Linked DNA regions of Homo sapiens: regions 1 and 2 are each linked to region 3. The links are chromatin contacts, found by Hi-C or POLR2A ChIA-PET in ENCODE. All regions are on one chromosome and are shown on one strand. The core of a region is the stretch at or near the end of the contact, and the rest is flanking DNA. Distances in the headings are between cores, read along the strand shown. Region 1 overlaps FRYL (FRY like transcription coactivator). Region 2 overlaps FRYL (FRY like transcription coactivator). Region 3 holds the start of OCIAD1 (OCIA domain containing 1).

Region 1 (3,930 bases), core at 488-2,987, 230 kb after region 3:
ATTCACTTACTTGTGACCTATGGGCTTATATGAATTGGTTTGTAGTATTCAGGTCCTACCTTTAGAGCATGTTTTGAAAAGGTGAACAGAGAATTGTTTTAAAAGTTAAGAATTTGAAATATTAATGAGAGTGATTGACGTGTTTTTTAAAACCTGTTTTGCATTGAAGATTTTTAAAAATGGGGACACACAAAACTCATAAATTAAAGGTTTGCAAGTGGTTTATTTGAGTTACACAGCCCCCGTTTCCTCCCACCCAGTTTTTAGCCATATGAATTGGGCTCATTTTATAAAAAAGAAAACAGGCTATCATGTATAAGTCATGTCAGTTTTAGTCTTTTATTAGATATGCACTTTGATTTCTTTTCCTGTAAGTTGTTTGAATTACTGTTTATCCCTTCCAAATGATCATTTGTACTTCACCCTTTGTTTGATCATCCTTTTTTTTTCTCCCAGATGGCTGAGATTAGGTTTTAGTTTTTAAGGCAGTTCGTCAAAAGGAGCAGGTTGTAGGAAGAGAGGCACTTGACAATGGTCCATTATCATCGTGTTGCCTGATTCTTTTATACCATATTTGCTTTTGTGTCCAGGTTTATTAGCCTGCTAGGACAGCCGTAATAAAGTACTGCAAACTGGATAGCTTAACAACAGAAATGTATATTGTCTCATATTTACGGAGGCTAGAGTGTGAGATCAAAGTGCCAGCAGGTTGGTTCCTTCTAAGAGCTGTGAGGAGGAACCTGCTCCATGCCCCTTGCTTAGCCTCTTGTGTGCACTGAAAATCTTTTGTGTTTCTTGGCTTGTAGAAGCATGGTTCTGAATCCTGCCTTCATTGTCACATGGCATTCTCCTTGAGTGTATGTCTGTGTCCAAATTTCCCCTTTTTAAAAGGACACCAGTCATGTGGATTAGGGTCTTCCCGATCCTAACTTAATTAATGTGATCTGCAATGACCTATTTCCTAATGAAGTCACCTTCTGATGTCTGTGGGGTTAGGACTTCAACATGAATTTTGGGGGGATATGATTCAACCCATAATACTAGGCCTTTGCACATGCAGCTCCTTCTGCCTGGAACATTCATGCCTCTCTAGTAACCTCCCTCCCCTCTTTCTCTGGCTGGCTTCTCTTTCTTTACTCATTTACTTATTGAGTGCTTTCTGTTTGTCAGGTCTTCCTCTATGCACAAGGGAACACAACAATGAGTATGATAGGAAAGACTCCCTAGTACCGTAGATTTTAATTGCTAGTGCAGAAAATAGAAAATAAACTAGTGTATAAAATAGGTAGTATGTCAGATTGTGGAGAGTAATGTGAAGAAATGTAAACAGGGTAGGGGGCATAGGATTGCCAAAGGGGTGAGGGAGTTGAAATTTTAAAAAGAGTATGATTAGGGAAGACCACCACATCGAAAGAGTTGGTAGCAATTGAGCAAAATCTAAAGGAATGAGACAGTAAGACTTCCTGTGTCTGTGGGAAGAGCTTCTTGGGCAGCAGGCCCCAGCGTAGACATCCTAAGGCAAGAAATTCTTTGATGCGTTCTAGGAACAGCAAGGAAGCTCCAAAGGCTGGGTCCCCATGCACATGGTCAGAGGGTGGGAGATAAGGCCAGCAAGGTTAAATGGGAGGCTTTAGCACTATTTCTGTTAAGAGATGTTGGATGCAGCTTAGATGTTACTTCCTTGTTGAGTTTTTCCATAGGGGCCCCTTTTGAGTGCTCCAAGAGCACAGAGAATTTGCTCTCAGTGGACCTGTTATACTGTGTCCTCTTAGCCTGTATTCCCACTTTGTTCACTCAGGGCTGGGACTAGGTTTATCTTATGTACTTAACATTTGGTCACTTGGCACATTGTAGTACTTCAGTGAGAGTCTCAGTGAATTATTAACCAATTTCAAACCTTACAGAAAGTTCTTGTATTCTTTGTATAGTTTAATCTAACATCTGTATCATTTTCTTTGTTTGCATTATCTTTTTACTAGGCTGTTAAAAATGAAGTGAATGTTCCCTGTTTGAAAAATTTTGTGGAGATGCTTTATCAGACTACTTTTGAACTGAGCTCGAGAAAGAAGCATTCATTGGTATTAAGAAACATTTCAAACCTTTTCATATTTAATTGGGATTTTTAGTAATTGATTTATGAATTCAGTGGAAATTTAAGAGAATGGTAAAATCTGAAATTGTAAAATCCCTGAAGTGCAATACAAGGGCAAGTTTTACATACGTATGTTTTGCGTGGCTCTATTTAAATGTTCTGTTCTTAATTTTACTAGCTCTGCATTTGTTGAGTTGTTCAGACTTCCTTCTAGGTAGTCATGCATTGCTTAATGATGGAAATATGTTCTAAGAAATGTGTCGTTAGGCTATTTCATTGTGCAAACATCATTGAATGTACTTACACAAACCTAAATAGTATAGCCTACTACACACCTAGGCTATATGGTATAGCTTATTGCTCCCAGACTACAAACCTGTACAGCATGTTACTGTACTGTGGGCAGTTGTAACAGAATAATATTTGTGTATCTAAACACGAGAAGGTACAGTAAAAATATGTTGTAACCTCAGGGGATCACTGTCATAAAGTGATTTTAGCAGCTGTTTTCTGTCTAATTACGTCTTTTCTAGTCAGAGATTGAAGGCATTTTTTTCTACCTGTCTATTTCACATAACTTTTACGTAGCTTGGAGAAAGTTTGGAGAATTGGTGAAATATTTGACCTTCTAAACTAGAGATACAGTAATTCTAAACATGGATTGTGCCAGGCATTGAACTAAGTACTTTGTACTTTTTTTTTTCTTACTTTAAGCTTCACAACCCTATAAGATATTTGTGATTATTGTCCTCTACTTTATGTGTTTGGAAAGTGAGGCTTAGAGTACCTAATGTAGCCATCGTGAAGTTACACATTTGACAAACAGAAAGCTAACATTTTAATGCCATCTGTCATCTGATCCCAGGGACTAGTCATAACCACAAAATGGATGAGAGGCTAATGGGTTGAGGGAGAACTAATAGCATATTCTAACTCAGAGAGGTATGATCAGTCAAGGAATTTTCCTCGTAGAAAATTTACTCTTTATCTTTCTGTGTTAGATTATTCTATGAGATTATATTTCTTATTACGAATTGGAAAACTGCTTAAAAGATTTGTTTCCTTGCTTATGAGAATAAATGAAATATAAAATTTAAAAGTCCAGTGCTTTTCGATGAAAAATGTTAATTCTGTCTTTTCCCCGTCTCCTATAGGCTTTATATCCACTAATTACCTGCCTTTTATGTGTCAGTCAGAAACAATTTTTTTTAAATAACTGGCATATTTTCCTACAGAACTGTTTGTCACATTTAAAGGTAAGATGTAATCACACTTCTGATATGTAAATACTGACTGGTATATTTTGTTTATGCATATAAATTGAACAGTGCATAATGAAACTTTTGTTACTATTGGTATACTTGAATAGCAACACTTTGCCACATTCCTTTTCTTATACCTACTGTATTTCTTCTATAGGGAATCATGTATAGATATGAGTAAACTTTTGATTGAAAATTTAGTTTGTCCTAATGAATGCAAGATTATTGTACATTTTTAGTGATATTTATATTATCTTAAATCTAGGAATATTTGTTAATTCTTTTAGAATTATAGAGTATTAATCTCACAAAACCTTCTAGATACTTATTTTGTCTTTTGAGAAAATCAGTAATGTTGGTTTAAGTCTGAACAATATGAGAAAAAGCTTTGATAATATCACTAAAATCACATTTAAGTATGCCCGGCCATATCTAAAAGTTGGTACTGGATCTGCACAGATGTAAAAGCTCCTGAAATGATTCTGACTTGAATGAAAGGGTACTTGTCATTAACACTATTTGGCACATCCATATTCAGCCTCTCTTAGTCCTGAAAACAAAACTGTGAGAGATAGA
Region 2 (3,753 bases), core at 887-3,386, 250 kb after region 3:
TACTTAAAAAGTGACATTCATTTATACTTGGTTAAGTACTCTTCTACATAGAAATAAAAATTATTTTATGTTTGTAAAATTCTCATCCTTCCAATCTAAGAAGTTTCTGTTAAATGGAATCTTTATGCTACCGTTTGCTCTTTATTATGGCATATAATATTCGTGAGATAGAAATACTTGTGAAAATGCTACGGGAAAAAAATGGTGATACTCAAAGCAAAAACTTACACCCTGCTTTTTTGGCAACTGTTTTTTGTGTATCACATAAGTTTAAGTATAGTGGATTAAGTACATAGTGTTTTATACCAATGTCATATGTAATTTGACTCATTAAAATGGAGAGAAACACTTTGTCCACAAACATATTACTAACAAAGTTTATGCAAACTTTCTTGCTTGGTCTTGGTTGGGTAAAAGGTCATATATTAAGATTCCAAAGTTGATGTAAGAATAGCTATAAAACCTTACTATTTAAAAATATTTCCTCCTATTTTAGAATACATGGTCAAGAGGTTAATGCATAACATTAAGAGCTTGCGGCATAACACCTGATTCTTATAATTCATGAGTTATATGTAGCCAAGGGAGGTAATAAGGTTTTATAAGCCTAAGAGATTATTAGAAATCTGTACAATTCCCCCCCGCCATGATGCTACCATGATGCTAAACTTTTTAAAAAACTAATTTTTAATTTTTATTTATTTTTAAATAGATACAATTGTACATATTTATGCGGTGCAATTTGATGTTTCCATACATGTCTATATTGTATAATGACCCAATCAGGGTAGTTAGTGTATCCATCATCTCATGTGTTTATCATTTATTTGTGGTAAGAACCTTTAAAAGCCTCTCTTCTAGTTATTTTATGAAAGGATCTATACAATTCAAAACATTTTGTTTTAGATATTAACCATAAATTATGAATTATTCCAAAAAGAGAGTAATGGATGACTTGTTTCTTGTGCCTAAAGCAGTGCTTAATATACTTTTCTTTGAACATAAATGTTTATCTCTTCAGTATAAGAGTTCAAATATTGAACAAGTATTTAAGAATATATACCTCTGGAGAAGAGCTCATTTTTGAGTCTGTTCCACACATACATAGATACAGGTCAACATGAAAGTTAATGGTTCACTCTTTAGTTCTCTGGCAGCTTTTGGTATACGATGAAATTTGGATATTTATTTAAGAATTACTTAAATAGTGGTCCTGAACTTCTTTGGTTTATAGTCCTCTTGAGAATAATGAAAACAGTGGAATCCCTCTCCAAAAAAAAGACATGTATGCACATACAGAAACTTTACATGCAGTTTCAGGAATTCTCTACTCCCTTCAACCTACCATGGACTTTATATTATCTTGTTTTAGAAACTACTAATACACCACTTTCAGTTTAAAGCAATTTATATGGTAAAATTTCAAAGTTATTGAAATGTGTAATAATCAATTTTTTCCTCTCCATATAGACTACTTTGCTCTATTGCCCTAGCTCGATAGATTTACAAACTTTAGCAGAATGGAACTCTTCTCCTATTAGCCACCAGTTTGATGTGATTAGTCCATCACATATATGGATATTTGCACATGTGACCCAAGGCCAAGACCCATGGATTATAAGTCTCTCCAGTTTTTTAAAGCAAGAAAATCTTCCTAAACACTGCTCTACAGCTGTGAGCTATGCTTGGATGTTTGCATACACAAGACTTCAGTTGTTGTCCCCTCAGGTCGATATAAAGTAAGTTATTTTCCTAGTGTAAATTTAAAAATGTATAGACTGTCAGCTTTCATATGTATTTATTTGAAAAATTCAAAAGTATTACAGATTGGAAGGCCCATAAATAATATGTGATACTGCATTGATGTCTTAAGGAGGGAGAAGAATGTTGTCAAGGACATAGTCTCATAACTTCTTCATCCTTTTCATGTAATACAGTCTCACCAAATTTTAATTATTAATTTACTTAATAACACTGTACTTGGTACATAGTTGTGTCCATCGAATCTGTGTTAAGGGAAAAAATTGGGAAAGAATCTAAGGATGAGTATGGATGTAGACACAGAAGTTTGTAGATAAAGGGTGAGAAGCAGAGCGAAACTCAGCTCAGTGGCCTTACTTTTCCCGATGACAGTGTAAGGAAGGCCACCTTCTGGTGGGGAGTGGTAATAACACACTGAGTAGGAGATTTGAGGATGTTGGTAAAGATTTGGAATAACTGATGATGAAATGGAGAGTTGACCAAGGTCATTATAAATTTCAGTTAGTTTTTGTTTTGTTTTGTTTTTTTGCTCTTAAATACAGAGGAGAATTTTTGAATCTGGGTTTGGGTTCCTGATTTCTCCTTACAGAGTACACCACTGATCACATTGAATGGAATGAGTCCTCTCAGCATATAACTTGCCCATGTAAACCCAGCATCTGGATTGACCTATCACTGGAGGCCTACATTAAAGGCTCTTCAAACCTGACTTCACTCTGTACCTTTTTTCTTACTTTCTATCAATACTTTCAAAGTTGGAACCAAATTATCCCCTCAGAGTTCATTAAGTGTGGTTGATAGTTTCCATTTTGTGAGCTTTTGTTCACATGAGCGTAGGATACCTTTTTTTTTTTAATTTTTGCATATCCGTATCTAATATAGTTCAAATTCAATCTTATTTTTTAAAATCTCTTAAACTTCCTACCCAGAGTAGTCCTTCTTACTTTTGGATTTGAATATATATATATGTATATATATTTCTACATATACATGCTAATTGTATATATATGTTCTCAGGTATTGTGTATTGGATTTCTTTTTTGTTTTGTGTTTTGTTTTTTGTTTTTTTTTTAAAGAGGCAGGGTCTCACTCTGTCACTTAGGCTGGAATGCAGAGGTGTAATCATAGCTCATTGCAATGTCGAACTTCTGGGCTCAAGCAGTCCTCCCACTTCAGCCTCCCAAAGTGCTGGGATTATAGCTATGAGCCACCACACCTGGTCTGGATGTTACTTTTTAAATAAAGATTGACATTTGCCACCTTGCATACCATTTATGACCTTAAGTAGCCTTCCCTAATTACCATATTTTAAATTATAACCCCATATCCTACCAGCATTCTTTATCTCCCTTTTCTGCTCTATTTTTCTTCATCAAACTTAGCACCATCTGACATTGTTTTATTTATTTCTTTATTGTATGTCTCCCATGGCCTGCATGAGGGCAGTGATTTTTTTGACAGTTTTTTTGACTGATACGTTACCAGTGCTTAGATCGTTTTCTAACATACTAGGACATTGTTCTATGATGCTCTTGCTGAATTAACAAAGTGATGTGTTTGCATTACTTACCTTAACATATTACAAAACTAGTTGAAGGCAAGGATTATATATTTGTATTTTTCCTCTTTCGTTTTGCTCTCAGTTCTTAATTCTAACATAATTTCGGTATTTGGAAAGATTTATGGAATTGTTTCAAAATATTTTATTGATGTAATCTTTCAAGACAGAAATTTGGCAGAAGCCTTGAAAATATGTATCTTCTTTGACTCTGTGATTTCATTTTCAAGAATTACCTAAGAAAATAATTAACCATATATTCAAATGTATAGTATTGTGTATAATAGGGAAAAATTGCTATTAGCTAAAATGTCAAACAACAAAACTTTGGTTATATAAAATATGATACTTTATATTGATATAGCATATAGTTAATCAAAATAATGTCACAGAAGTATATTAATTTACATAGAGAGGTGAAAAATACGTAAGTC
Region 3 (4,067 bases), core at 1,428-3,927:
CTTATTGGGTTGTTTTTATATAATCTATGTACACACAGTAAATGCTAACTATTACTATTATCAACAAAATTACCTCATGGTTTTGTTAAAAATCTGGAAATAATTACTTTAAAATGTGTGCAATTCCTTTATCTCCTTAATCTCTTTTAACAACAACCACACTATGCAAAAAGTTTGCCAATTTGTTCTATACGGAGTTATTATAATTTCAGGTTCAAATTCAAGTCAAAATTTCAGGTACAAATTTTGGATCAAATTATATTAATTAGAAAATTGAACTCACATCTGAACCAGAAGCTTTCATCATTGCATTCTGCGAAGACTCTCCTTTCTTCCTCTGTTGGAATGTAATCAGGCCCTATGTCTTTTTACCAGGGAAAATCAGAAAACATTAAATTATCCATAATAAAACTAGGTCTGAAAAATTATCTTAGCCTAAACATTAACAAGAGGCACCCATTTTTTAAACTCAAATAATAAAACAACTGGCTTATGCACTTTTTTTGTTTTTTGAGACAGTGTTTCACTCTTGTTGCCCAGGCTGGAGTGCAATGGCGCGATCTCGGCTCACTGCAACCTCCACCTCCCGGGGTTCAAGCGATTCTCCTGCCTCAGCCTTCCGAGTAGCTGGGATTACAGGCACCCATCACCACGCCAGGCTAATTTTTTGTATTTTAGTAGATACGGGGTTTCACCATGTTAGCCAGGCTAGTCTCGAACTCCTGACCTCAGGTGTTCCACCCATCTCAGCCTCCCAAAGTGCTGGGATTACAGGCATGAGCCACCGAGCCAGGCCACTTATACACTTTCAACAAACTTTGACTTCAAATAGAATTAATGCTACTATCTGCTAGTCAGGACTGGCTACCTAATGTGCTGGGCCCAGTGCAAAATAAAAACGTGGGACTCCTTATCCAAATGATTATGAATTTCAAGATAACAAGACTAGAACATGAAACCAAGTATGGGGCGCTGTCTGCACATGCCCATGAAGCCAGCCCACCTGCCACTGTTACTCAAGGCAGTGAAAATTCCTTTACATAGGAAGTGCTTCTAATTATAAATACTTAATAGATAGTTACGGGGAATTGGTCTTGGAACCTCTGCATTCGGCTCTCGAAAATCAGCCCTCCCATTCATCTTTCCTGTATCAAAAACATTACATATTAAGTATTAGAAACTATCACTAGATAGGTCAAAGTAAATCAAGACGTATGATATAGTAAAACTACTAGTCTACACAGCAATCAATCAACAAATATTTATTAAACACTACTATATCTTACGTACTCCACATGTAAATAGCTAGATGAAAAAGTAACAGACCTACTGATTAATTTGGAACTCACTATTCAGGTTAAGTCCCTTAATTGAAAAAGCATATGCGTTTTATAAGTTTATAATTTTTTTTACTATCAAGATATCAATAAAATAACAGACATATTTTTTCCTCCTGGAAGTGGGTTCTTTCACATCCTATGTTTTGGTCGTTTCTCGAATCTATGCCCAATGATTAGGATAATTCCCCAAAATAGAAGAGAAAAAAAATTTCAAGTCATTTCTGAGCTTCCATATTAAAAAATGAAATAATCATCAGAAACATTCAACCTCTCCCACAAAGGAGCACTCCAAAATTATGGAATAACAAAGACGACATATCCTTCTCCCTGTGAGGTAAAACTAACAGCAAATTCTGTATCTCCAAATTTCCTTCCACCCCAAGAATATAAGAAAAAAATGCATAAAATTCCAAGAATATACATTTTTTATTTGGTTCTTTTTTTAAAAACTCATATATTGGGACTCAGACCAACAGATCAAGTAACCGTATTTTACAGAACGTTTACGTGGGATCATGATTATTCTCATTTTAAAAACAATTTGCATGGAAACAGGAAATGGCATACACAATGAGGACAGCAACTGAGCCCTTCCATAATTCATTCAGTCAATAAGCCATGAAGGCCTACTACATGCCAACCCCTTAATTAGAGAAAAGAAATAAAAAAGGTCAGCTGAATTCATGGATGGATGGAGCCTGCTGAATAAACTACCTTTACCCTACAACCGTATGAGAAAAAATGAAACCCTCTTATTTCCCATAACGGCATCCTTCCTAGAAACACCAGGAAGACTGTCAGGGCTGACACGGCGCTTAAGACAATACCATTTTAAGTTCTTTACACAAAACAACGCTGGATTAAAGCCTAAGCGGCCTACAACCGCTGATTACCGCACTCCATCCTCCACCCAGTGTCCGTCTCCCACCTGCCGTTACAGACTGAGCAGCAACCCCACACGCATCCGTGACCACGAACTTCCCCAGCTCACACCCCCAGAAGCACTCCGTCGCCTCCCGCAGTCACCGGCACTCAGGAGGCCGAGACCCGAGCGCGATCTGTCCACCCTCACAGGCAGGAAAATGGCGGAAGGTGCGAAAGTCGTGGATGGCCGCAAAGGTGGTGAGGGGATACGCGGAGGGCAACAACGGGGCTGTTTGCGTCACCTCACCCACCTCCCGACGACAGCAGCAGGCGACTGCAAGGAAAACCAAGCGATCAGGGGCAGAAGGCCCGGAGGGTGGACTCGAGAGGGGGCAGGGAGGGAGAAAAGTGCAAGGTACCGCGGGGAGGGGGAGGGGTAGAACAGCCGCAAGAAGTCATCCAGACAGGGGCTCAAAATGACCGCGACCCGGAGGCACTGTATACTTACGGCAGGAAATGACGTCAGACCTCACTGCGGGTCTGAGAGCCAGCAGCCTAGGAATAGACGCATGCGTATACTCGTCCCTTTGCCCTTTCAGGCAGCTGCGGCCACGAGCCGCACTGCGACTGCGCAGGCGACAGCGGCGGACCAAGAACCCTGCCCCGCCCCTTCCCTGGATGGCGGGGAAGGGGGTTGGGAGTAGGCTTGACTTTGGGCTGTTGTGATGCACCTCTCTGGTCTTCTCGTGGCGGCTGGCGGGAACGTTCCGGAACCCTCTGTTGTCCCTCTTTTGAGAGCGACTTTATAAATTATCTCTTTTATGAGATAATTTCATTCTTTGAGCCTGTAGGCTAAGTAGTAGAAAGTAATTTTTAAGCATGCATACCTGGTTATTTGTCACACCCTCTTGATCCAAGTTTCCAACAAGTTCTACAACCTCTGGCAGGGTACCGTGATCTCTCTGAGGCTACGGTTTTTCTCACCTGAAAAGTGGAATTACATATAGGGTTGTTAGAATTAAAACAACACATCACTGTCTATTAATGAGGGGGCTCACGACTTCTACACATCAGACATGGTGCTGCCACACCCAGCCAATCAGCATTTTACTCATTTTCATACATTCCTTCCTGAAGTATTTATTAGTGCCATGTACTGCAAGTTATTAGTGACTAAACAGTGGGCAAATCCAGTCCTACTATTTGTCAACCCCTCAAAGCCTCTCAGGTTTCTCATCTCTTTCTGAGCCCCTTTGCCACTTTATCATTTAACATTTATTCTCCCGAAGACATACTTAAGGGAGACAGTCACGTGAAACGAATCCAACGCTGTGTTTCCTTCCTTGGAGTCTTTTGATAGCTCCAGTCATGCACCGAATATAAGGCCCATCATGGCCTGGTGGTGCCTGTGCCTTTTGAGCGTCACTTTCTTCTATTTCAGGGTTCACTAACAAGAAACAGCCTGGAGGTCTTTGCCCTCAGTGTTCTCTGTGCACTGTTTCCCCAGTACAACTCTACTCCCTGCTTTGTCAATTCTAACGATATTTCAAAATTCTGCTTTTACATCACCACCTTTGTGATGCCTTCCCTGAAATACACCCCAGAGAAGTAATCACTCTTCCTTCTTAGTCCTTAGCTTGTCCATACTGCTGTCACTGCAATGTACTTTTGCACTGAATAGTGATCTTTTTTACTTACGTCTGTCTCTGTTACAGAGCTCCTTTAGGACAGAGATGTTGGCTTGTAAGTCTTTATAGAACCAAATAAATCCCTGAGATAATCAGTATTAGTAACTAATACTCATTTTGTTCCTGGGACAAGCTAATTTACTTCTGGGCCCAGGGCTTGTGCAATTGCTGTTCC

Evidence for each region. A loop is a pair of places that touch in the nucleus more often than their neighbours do. ChIA-PET counts read pairs that join two places held with the same protein, here RNA polymerase II (POLR2A). Pooled maps may share reads with other maps.
Region 1: a loop to region 3 is called in a map of heart left ventricle, with 2.7 times the contacts of the local background. The contact joins the enhancer-like site here to the promoter of OCIAD1 in region 3. A Hi-C loop is called at or near these places in 6 of 168 maps with a recorded cell type or tissue (A673, CD8-positive, alpha-beta T cell, aorta and 2 more), 1 of 37 single-sample maps with no recorded cell type and 2 of 50 pooled maps. POLR2A ChIA-PET finds 5 or more read pairs at or near these places in 1 of 52 experiments (GM12878).
Region 2: a map of dorsolateral prefrontal cortex shows a loop between it and region 3 (9-fold over the local background). The contact joins the enhancer-like site here to the promoter of OCIAD1 in region 3. A Hi-C loop is called at or near these places in 41 of 168 maps with a recorded cell type or tissue (B cell, CD4-positive, alpha-beta T cell, CD4-positive, alpha-beta memory T cell and 26 more), 16 of 37 single-sample maps with no recorded cell type and 44 of 50 pooled maps. POLR2A ChIA-PET finds 5 or more read pairs at or near these places in 5 of 52 experiments (AG04450, MCF 10A, OCI-LY7 and 2 more).

What each region holds. Positions count from the first base shown.
Region 1 is chr4:48,601,438-48,605,367 of GRCh38, reverse strand. FRYL (FRY like transcription coactivator) reads left to right here. Exons shown (of 64, transcript NM_015030.2): 12 at 1,980-2,078; 13 at 3,247-3,348. Among named protein-coding and RNA genes, the nearest start is that of ZAR1, 110 kb to the right of the region's middle. Within about 2 kb of position 1,737, at least 3 of the 41 ENCODE cell types and tissues checked have a DNase peak (open chromatin) inside an H3K27ac peak, as active enhancers do.
Region 2 is chr4:48,576,959-48,580,711 of GRCh38, reverse strand. FRYL (FRY like transcription coactivator) reads left to right here. Exons shown (of 64, transcript NM_015030.2): 23 at 1,471-1,739. Among named protein-coding and RNA genes, the nearest start is that of ZAR1, 89 kb to the right of the region's middle. Within about 2 kb of position 2,136, at least 2 of the 41 ENCODE cell types and tissues checked have a DNase peak (open chromatin) inside an H3K27ac peak, as active enhancers do; they include dorsolateral prefrontal cortex, where a contact is called at or near this core.
Region 3 is chr4:48,829,698-48,833,764 of GRCh38, reverse strand. It overlaps OCIAD1 (OCIA domain containing 1), which reads right to left and starts at 2,677. Exons shown (of 9, transcript NM_017830.4): 1 at 2,516-2,677; 2 at 1,083-1,145; 3 at 284-364. The coding sequence starts at 1,140. RefSeq lists enhancers at 1,761-2,323, 2,324-2,887, 2,730-3,109.